Regions from separate parts of the Mus musculus genome. Here region 1 is linked to region 2. A link is a contact called in ENCODE Hi-C or POLR2A ChIA-PET data. All regions are on one chromosome and are shown on one strand. The core of a region is the stretch at or near the end of the contact, and the rest is flanking DNA. Distances in the headings are between cores, read along the strand shown. Region 1 holds the start of Zeb2 (zinc finger E-box binding homeobox 2). Region 2 holds the start of Arhgap15os (Rho GTPase activating protein 15, opposite strand).

Region 1 (4,883 bases), core at 2,193-4,692, 1.0 Mb after region 2:
ACTTGCTCAACTCCCCCCCGGTCCAGCGGCCGCGCGTGGGGCTCCGGCGCTGGCCGCGGAGGGAGGCTCGCCCGCGAGCCCCAGGCGCCGCCACCGGCTTCCTTCTCCCTGTCCCCCCCTTCCCCCTGGTCTCGGGCCGCCGAGTGGCCCGGAAAAGTTTGGTTCGGGCCTCTTCTTACCGTTTTTCCTCCTGGGATTGGCTTGTTTGCGCCTCTTGCACCGGGGGCCATCCGCCATGATCGGCTGCTTCATTGATAAGAGCGGATCAGATGGCAGTTCGCATGGACTCGGCGCCCTGCTTCGGCAGCACGCAGGCTCGATCTAGCAACCAAACACAGCGACAATGTGGGCATCGTCCGCGCCCATTGAAACGCGCGCGGGCCGCCCAGGGGATCCGGGCCAGGGCCCGGGTGAGCACCCATCCGCGCCCCCAGCGCCAAAGCGAAACTTCGGCGGCCCCCTCCCCGCCCCCCACCCCCAGCCTTGGCCCCGAGGCGCTTTGTGTTGTTACTGTTTGGTGTGTTGCACTCGCGAGGGGATCAGAGACAAGAATTACATCTTCAAAATGAGTCATAACTCCTGACCGTATGAGGGAATGCACACGGCGGTACAGTAAGACTGCTTGACTCAAGGCTAGGCGGACCTCTTCCTCAGAAAAGTCCTCAGCCGGGCTCGGGAACTTGGAGAGGGGGTCTTTCGCTCTCATCTTTTCTCATCCCTCCTCCGACCCCCCCATTCCCAAGAGGGGAAAAAAGTAACAAACAACGCAAAACAGCCCTTGGATGAAGCACACTCGGGTAAATTGATAATAGTAATTACAGGAAGCCCACTCGCCCCGCGACCCCTCCCCTCCCCTTTGGAGTTTATCGAGGCACTGTCTCTTTCCCTACACCCTCCGCCCCCAAATTAAGATTTCCCATTTTACCCGGCAAAAGAAATATAATTATAAGCCTCTCTGGACATTGTTCCTCCCCCAACCTCACCACTTGGACAATATTTACTTAAGCCCCCCCCCCCCATACACACGTTTCCCCACACTGATTTCCTTAAATTCTTCCAGTAGATTGTTTTTTGTTTTTGTTTTTGTTTTCTTCCCCTCTCAAGAAAGGAAAGAGAAAGTCCGTGGCCACTATTTAAGTTGTTCTAAATGATCGTGTCCTTTTTGGCTTCGAAACTTTTGTACCTAAAAATCGAGGGAGGCGCTGCATTCTTTCAGCTCAAACTGTCAAAACTTGGAGAAGGGGAACCTCGGAGGCAGGCCGGAGAAGAGGAGAGCCCTGAAACTCCGCGGGGTGGGAAGACGCTGTGCCTCGAGGATTAGTTTAAACAGCGGGCTATAAAAGATGTAACAGATGCAAACTGTAACACAAGGGCCATTAACCCTTTCTCTGCCGCCCAGCACGCCCAGTCCCTACACCCTGCACCTATTGTCTCCGGTGCCACAAGCTTTGCGGAAAACCTGGAAAGTGAGTATCAGTTTCCGCACATTTGCTGAGCGGGGGTGAAGGGGGGCAGAGAGAAGGGGAAGTGGGTGTTGTAGGAAGCACTTTAAATTTACTTAGGCATACAGAGTAGGCTTTCCAGTTTGACACATTAAAAAAAAATACAAATATATCATTTTTTGATCTGTCCTACTAATTTGAAATTGTTGGGGGGGGGGGGTCCTGGAATAAAGAAATGGTCACACAAGCTTGTGGGATGAAACAGCTGTCTGTCTGTATTTCTGCTGAGACTTACAAACCACTGCATATAAAATATATATTTAATAAAATAAGTTGCTAGTTTTATGAGCCAGTGTGTGTGTGAGGGAAAGACATGGCATTTGTGCTGTAAACTTTATTTGTGAATGTTAGTCTTAACTCTGGAGTAAGCGATCTTGCCCTCATCATTACAGGGTTAGCATGTGAAACATGTAAGTAGGTGGGAGATAAACACGTTTATGTTAGCTGAGCTCAGCACTGTGCCTGTGACTCTTGAACTCCGACTTTTCAGTCCCAAAGTCTGGAATGGTGTGGTGTGGTGTGGTGTGGTGTGGTGTGGTGTGGTGTGGTGTGTGTGTGTGTGTGTGTGTGTGTGTGTGTGTGTGAGAGAGAGAGAGAGAGAGAGAGAGAGAGAGAGAGAGAGAGAGAGAGAGAGGAGTTCCATGAAAAATCGATGTGTATATTACTTGGTCATTTAAAATAAAATATCAAAAGTTACCCTAATTTTAACCCTATTATCCTGACAGCAGTTTTCTTCCCAGCTGTTGCGACCCCCCCTCTCCCATACACTTTGGTAAACGACTCAAGTTCCAAGAGAACTTTCACTTCTTTATTTATAATCACAGAAGTGAGGTGTTACTTCACACACACACACACACACACACACACACAAAGAATGAAATAAAGAAATGAAACTCGCTAGGCAGACAAAAACAGTCAAGTTTCTGCTTAGAAAACAGCCTTCTCCGGTGGGAAAGGTTAGACTAGTCTGCCAGATCTAAGAGAAGGACTTGCTCCCGAATTTGGTAGGTCTTTCTCGAATAAGTTTTATAATTATTAACAGGTATTTGCCAAGTTTTAATTGCTTGATATAATGAATTGAAAGTCGGTGTGAGAACAAAGCAGTAGAAACTCTCCACTTGATGAGTTTTTTACCCCAGCCATTCAGTTCTCAACAAAACTTTTCCTAGACTATGTAGCAAAAAACACCTTTGGTTACCTGAATGGACAGGTACAGGGCGAATTACTGGGGGAAGGGGAAAAAGGGAGAGGAAAGGAAAGAGAGAGTAAGGGAAGGCATGAGAAAGCAAAGAAGCCACTCTTGGGAAAAGAAAGCCTGCCACCAAAGAGCTAAAACCACCTGAAATTCCTGTCCAGAGACACCCGGCTCACTTCAGACTAACATTCCCACTCAAAATGAGAAAATTAGAGAGGGAGGGTGGGGGGCAAGAGCACCAAAAAAGGATAAAAAGAGGAGGAAAAGAAGGGGGGGGTGGGAAACCTACCTGTGAAGTCTTGTTTGTAGTTTTGGCCAGAAATGGTGAGAAGAAAAAGCATGAAGAAGCCGCGAAGTGTGGGGGAGAAAAAGGTGGAGGCGAAGAAACAGCTCCCGGAGCAAACTGAACAAAACCTCGCCAAGAGTGTCTGGAGGCAGGACCGTTATTCCTGCCGAGCAGGTTAGAACTGATCTCTTTTCGGCCACTCCAGGAAACACAAACCTGGGGACGGACTGACGTGTTACGCCTCTTCTAATGACATTTTTTTCTTTTTCTTTTCTGTAGGGGAGAGAAGAGAGACCCTGAAACACGCGCCACCTATCTTTGTGGGGAGGGATAATTGAAGCGCCCTGAGCGTGAGCATCATGTGAAAACGTGATCGCCAAGTTTCTCTCTGGGAAAGGATCTGGGATAGATTATACCTTGAAGTCTCCGCAAACGCTTTAGTGGAAGAAATGAAATTCCACCTCCCTCCCTTCCTCTCTCCCTCCCTCCCTTCTCCACGCCCCCCCCCCCCCCCCCCCCCCCCGTCAAGCAAGCCTTTGGCATCATTATCCTCATCACTAAATCCTGCAGAGTACTGGGCGGAAAACGGTGCACACCATTCACAGAACTGGAGAACTCCAAGGGGCGAAAGTTAAAGGGAAAGCTCTCGGGTCTTCCATGCAGATCTCTTGTCTTATACAGATATCTCTGGTGACTAGGTTTGAGGTGCACGTCAAGTTGTATGGATACCTCAAGCACCGTTTTTGGAACTAAATTCTTGCCCTTTCTCTTATTACATTTTTTTTTTTAAAGATGCCAGAGCTAGGGGAGGGAAATGCTACTTGTACACTGCATCTTAGGATCTCAGTGTGCAGTGTATGTGTGTATGTGTGTGTGTGTGTGGGGGGGAGATTTTCTGGATTGGATCCCTATATTAAAAGTTTGGCATTTTAATAAAGGGTCTCTAGGTTAACATAGAGCTGTACTATGCTGGCCAATCTCTGGACCCCTCTACACCTCATGCAGACCACATTACAAAGTGAGGGGACAGGGGCAGGAGGAAGAAGGAGAAAGGTCAGAGGAACTTAGGACGAAAGAAAGAAGAGGGTGACACTAAACTGTGTGGGGTCTAAGTTTTGAAGTGCATATTTTTGATATTGCAATTAAACTAAAATTAAAAAGAAAAGACTCCACCTTTGCTCTGAAGGGATTGGTTATGCAAATATGGAAGGGATTTCCTGGAGAATACAGCTTTCTACTGTATGGTTAATTAAATAATCACTCAAAAAGCTTCCAACGTGACGCTTCTGTCGTAATCCAATCAGGTTACATAGGTCCTAAACAAGAAAGATATTTTCCACATCTGGAAGTCAGCAATTTAGCAAGTACTGCACATTATTAACCAATTCAGAGCCCACTTCCCAGGGGATTTTTTTTTGAAGTTTAAGTGTTCTTAACCAATGCTCTGCTGTTTTGTTAATCAAAAAGCTGGTTTACACTGCACATAATTGGAACTAATATAGAAGTAAATAAAGACAGCCAAATTTGAGGATGCTCTGTATTTATAGGAAAAGGAAGAAACTGTTTTGCCTCAACAGTTAAGGCTTAATTTCTTAAAATACTAGGAGACCCCCCCCCATTATTTTAAATAGTGAAAGTATTTAAGAACCCGAGAGCACAGAGAGATGCCCAGTCTCACAGCCTATAGACTCCAGTATAAAGGAAAAGGTGGAGGTTTGAAGAGGGCCAAACAGCTGCCTCTTATCAGTTTTTCTGCTTTAATACTGTCAAATATGTCATAGTCCCCTGTTTTCAGTCTGAAGAGACCTGAAACAAATAATACCCTGATCCAACACTAGACTTTTACTCATATTAAGATAAACTGCTTTGAACTGTGCTTTGAATGTGTGCCTACAGCAAG
Region 2 (5,078 bases), core at 2,007-4,506:
TGTGGCCGCTTCTCTCTTTACTGAAGAAGGAACCAGAATGGCCACTGGAACTCCTGTCCCCTAAGAATGTGTGCTTGGCAGTCCTGAGTCGTATTGCATCTCTCTAAAGATTTCTGAAAATAAATAATAAATACATATATGTGAATGTATGTATGCAAACAGATTTTTTTAAAAATCCCAAGATAAACATCAGAAATTTCTGGAACAAAATGTCAGTCTATGTGAGTTCATATAGCATTGATAGTAAATCTAGAGACTATAGGTCATTCACTGTGTTAAACATTTTGTAACATCTTAAAACATATTTATCTTATATATAGTTTGGGTTACAATGTTGAGGTGAGTCAATATAACTGTAGAATTTATACTGATAAATATTAATATATACTGTGTTGCTATTTATTTGTCATTGTTACTGATCCAAGAGTGTCAAAATCTTTAGAACAAATAGCCAACACATGAGCATATACTGTATTAAATATACTTGTTTATATTAATTGAAATTATAACCTATTTATACCTTAAAAAAATTCAAGATACTGTTGTTAAATGTTGCCGTAAAAAACTATGGAACCTGCAGAAAAAGTTATTTGGGGTTAACACTGTCACATTATTGACAGGATGATAAAGCCAGTCTGAAGTGTGATTTGTGATCTTTCCGAACCTGTCGCACATTTTGCCATTCATCTATCAGAGCGCATAAGCCCGGCTGACTGGACCCTGATTCAGCTTCTTGAAACGCCAGCTTTATAAAGTTCTGTAGTCTGGCTTGATGTGTGACAGTTGCTAAGAAATGTCTGTCCTCTTGTTGAAAAAAGAAAAATGTCAATGAAGCAAAGGGAAAATCTTCACAGTTCAAATTGATGGCCTCATACAAAAAGCACGTCCACACCTACCCTAGCCAAATTTTCCCCTAAAGGAGCCCTTTATGTAGGAAATCCAGAGCATTGTTTGCTGTATTTCTATATGGCTATATCCTCTCTTATTTCTGAAGGGAAAGATCCACTGTGATGAAAATGGTTAGTGGTACTAAGCATTGCCAACCACTTAACAGCACTGGGAGGCTGGAAGCAATGTTGATTTGATACTTTCTAGCTAAGGTTCAAATATGCAAATGACCTTTATTCTAATACACTCCCTTTGTGAGGAAATTGGTCGTTTATTATTTTCCTATAGAGCTTTACTATAGGAAGGCAGAACCAGCCAAATGTTATTCACCACAATGACCTTTTGCAAAAGTAGGCATTAGTCTCTTTGGTAAAAATCTGTTTCGGGGGCCTCCAGAAAAGGAAATCATATACAGAGATACTATTAGATTTGAAAGAGCCAACAGCATGCACAGAACAAACTCCAACACACTCAGGTGCATTTTCTGTTGGCTTTTAACTTAACGTATATATTGTCTGCACCCTTCAACTTCCTGACTTCATTCTCCTGAAATTAGAGTAACTCACCTTTAACCCTGCTCTGAGTTAATTTTTCTATTACTAAAAGAATCATGTATTTAATATGGCATAAAAAAAACAGTTTATAGAGAGGAGTTCAAAATGTCAGCATTCTCCTTAGTTCCCAGAAAGACAATTGCTGGAATACAACAAATATGTCCACGTGATGAACTTGTCCTTGAAGGTGATATTATTAATGTAAGAAATACATCTAACATGGTCTTCTTACCTGTCCATTTTTCCTCTCAGATCACAACAGTGTCAGGAAATGAGTTCCTTCTACAGTCAGATATTGACTTCCTCATATTGGATTGGTTCCAAGCTATCAAAAATGCAATTGACAGATTGGTATGTATTTGTTTGGGCTGTTAACATTTTTTAATTAAAATGTAGTCATTTAAATCTTACTGTTCAGGCATATAAGGTTCACACATGTAAATGGATCCTATGTCTGAGAGATACTAGCTATTTTAAGCTTAATAGAAAGCATAAGGAATGTTCCTTCCGTCAAGATTTGTGAGGTAGACATCATTTCATCTTTCAAACGAGCACTGTTCTTATTCTGGAATAGAGCATGGTCTCCTTTTTCTGGAGGTTGTAAAAAGCACTCAGGTGCTTGAAAACTATATTTTCTGCTTGTTGTAGTATCTGACATATGTTATTCTGGAAATTAAGTATCTTTGTATCTATGACCATAGTTACTGTTATAATACCACAAGGAAAAATCATTCACATGTAATGTTATTATTTTCCAACTAAGCTAGAATGATCTTCTCAAAAAAAAAATTAAATACCTAGAACGTTAGAAAAATAGCTCAAAGTATGCATTCAGATTACATGTTTTTTAAGGCTTAAATTATTTAAAACTTTTTTATTGACTTAATTTTATTTCACTTATGTAAATATATAATGGAAAAATATTCTTGAGAACTCTTAGTATGCTCTAAAACAGGATAATGTATTTAAAACCTTTCATTATATCTCTTAAAAGATCAAACTGTACAAATTAAAATTGTCTTTCCATACTATCAACAGAATCCCCAATATATAGACAACAAAACATGGATTATTATCTTTAAGTATACAATATAAGGCCAGAAAAACTTTAAACACTGTTCGTATTTACTCGATGCATAGTTTGGGAAAGATGTTTTTTCTTCTTCTATATCTTTTCCTTGTCTGTTTTCTCAGAACTAGTAATGTTGTCTATGTGTGGGCCCTGCTGAATTCCTGAGAGGATTAACTGAGTTGATATATGTACAGTTCTTTGAATAATTCATAGCATTTAGTAAGCACTATTTGGATGCATGAATCAGTATAAACACTGTGCTTAGAATACAGGCCGTTACCCAGCCACACACACACACAAAAATTAACTTACTCAAAAGACCGGTTAAATTTAGCATCAAGATAAGACACAAAACTCGCGTATTCTTTCTTCCTAGTAAAAGGTACTCTCTATTATTTCTAGCCAAAGAATCCAAGTTGTGGGTCCCTGGAGTTGTTCAATTTGCAGAGATCCTCAAGTTCTGAACTGCCGAGTCACTGCCACATCGATAGAAAAGAACAGAAACCAGAACACAGGAAGTCCTTCAGTAAGTGTTTTCTTTGACTGCTCCTTTTACCTCTGTCTAAATGCAGAGCTTATGAAATATAAATGTATTAAAATGAGATTTAAGCCAAAGCCAGGCTACTTTGGAAGATTCGTAGCCATTTCTTACCTAGGGATTCATGCGCTGGAGGGCAGTCTGGGCATTCGGCTCACATCATTGTTGGTAATATCTTTTGAGAAAATAATTGTTCCAAGGTCATGGTCTCTGCTTACAGCAAACCTCTGAATCTCTGAGTAATCGCCACAGAGTTCAGATTGGTGATTGATTTTGAGAGTGGGAAATGTCAAGCATCTGGCATGCTGACCATTTGATTTTCATACATTAAAAGACAAGAGTGACCATCAGAGTTGGCCCAACTAAACCAACAGCTTTTGCACCAGTCCACACTTCCAGAAAACCAGGGAAATTTAGAAATATACATTCCAGAGTGGACAGGAAACCTGAGACCTGAATGAAGTGGTTATCGAAGTTACGGTGAGTTCTGCTTCCAACGCAATTGATTAGGAATAACAATAACTTATATCACTTACATTATGCTCTTCGAAACTTATTTCTTTAGCCAGCCTGCTTCTTCCTCAACAAAAGGGGATGATTACAACATGCCACATGTAATCCACACAGGAAAACTAAGCACTAGACTTCTGAAAGGACATGTAGATATATTTCATATCAGCTAATTCTGTCTTTAAAATTATAGCAACTTCCTTAAACCTCCCACCCAGCTATTTTTAACCATTTTTTCTACATGGAAATATATTTATATCCTAGTTTTTGAAACTTAAGGACAAGTCAGTAAGTTACAGAAACACCAGTACATGAGGTGTAAATAAAAATGTACGGTAAATGAATATATTTGTTTATAACACATATGCGTCATTAGAAAAGATGTGGTAGTGTATGCGTGGCAACATCTCTTTCAAAGATGAATGATTAAGACCCACCGTTCTAGAGGCTACAGGAGATGTTGAATTGAGATCCTTTTGAAAAGAGGGAACTAACTGTTAAGGGGCCTCTGCCATAGTTTTCTCCAGCTACCAGAGACTGATTCAGCAAATCATCTGCTTAATGCTGCTGTTTAAGAAGGTTGTAACTGCCTATGGCCACAAAGTCCATGGGGTGTTGGTGAAGACTCATCTGTGCCTTTTTAAGGGCTATTATTTGGAGTTAATTTAAATTCAATAGTAGTTTCCTTTACTTCTTGAGTTTCTGTCTTTTGTTGCACCTGGGATGAGGTATAAGGTAACATATCTAACACAGCCTTACAGAGTTAGGATTCAGTTATGAGTCAATACTTAATGTTAATTATGTAAATATTTTGTTGTAAATGCACAAGAGTTTGTGATGCAGTGATTATCAGATCTGAAATCTGATATTTAATTGCCGTTGTGGAAGAAAACTTAACATGCTTTTAAACCCTGAAGCAGTGTGTGTGTGTGGGGGGTGGGGGGGAGGATTCGCAAAAGCATGTTTGAGAAACTGAGGCTGACAGATGCAGCACTGAACAGTAATTACATGAAAAGTGTTAGAATGTTTCTTAGAAAAAAAATTTTATGAAAAGAAGAGTCAGTCTTTCTCTATAGTTAATTACCCCACATTAGAAAAGAGTATTATTGTTTCCAATTCTAAGAAGGGGCAAAGTGTCGACACTTTGGTCTTCGTTCTTCTTCAGACCCATGGAAAGAGTTACAGAGACAAAGTTTGGAGCTGAGACAAAAGGATGGACCATCTAGAGACTGCCATATCCAGAGATCCATCCCATAATTAGCCTCCAAACGATGACACCATTGCATACACTAGCAAGACTTTGCTGAAAGGACCCTGATATAGCTGTCTCTTGTGAGACTAGGCCGGGGCCTAGCAAACACATAAGTAGATGCTCACAGTCAGCTATTGGATGGATCACAGGGCCCCCAATGGAGGAGCTAGAGAAAGTATTCAAGGAGCTAAAGAGATTTGCAACCCTGTAGGTGCAACAACAATATGAACTAACCAGTACCCCGGAGCTCTTGACTCTAGCTGC

The links. A loop is a pair of places that touch in the nucleus more often than their neighbours do. ChIA-PET counts read pairs that join two places held with the same protein, here RNA polymerase II (POLR2A).
Region 1: a map of adrenal gland shows a loop between it and region 2 (7-fold over the local background). The contact joins the promoter of Zeb2 here to the promoter of Arhgap15os in region 2. A Hi-C loop is called at or near these places in 1 of 37 maps with a recorded cell type or tissue (adrenal gland). POLR2A ChIA-PET finds 5 or more read pairs at or near these places in 1 of 5 experiments (Patski).

Annotation. Positions count from the first base shown.
Region 1 is chr2:45,109,837-45,114,719 of GRCm38, forward strand. Zeb2 (zinc finger E-box binding homeobox 2) reads right to left here and starts at 3,443. Exons shown (of 10, transcript NM_015753.4): 1 at 2,987-3,443; 2 at 180-321. The coding sequence starts at 252. Zeb2os (zinc finger E-box binding homeobox 2, opposite strand) reads left to right here and starts at 1,302. Exons shown (of 3, transcript NR_110572.1): 1 at 1,302-1,466; 2 at 3,007-3,157; 3 at 3,263-4,251.
Region 2 is chr2:44,062,068-44,067,145 of GRCm38, forward strand. It overlaps Arhgap15os (Rho GTPase activating protein 15, opposite strand), which reads right to left and starts at 3,257. Exons shown (of 3, transcript NR_040622.1): 1 at 3,167-3,257; 2 at 1,675-1,767. Arhgap15 (Rho GTPase activating protein 15) reads left to right here. Exons shown (of 14, transcript NM_153820.3): 7 at 1,695-1,793; 8 at 2,917-3,040.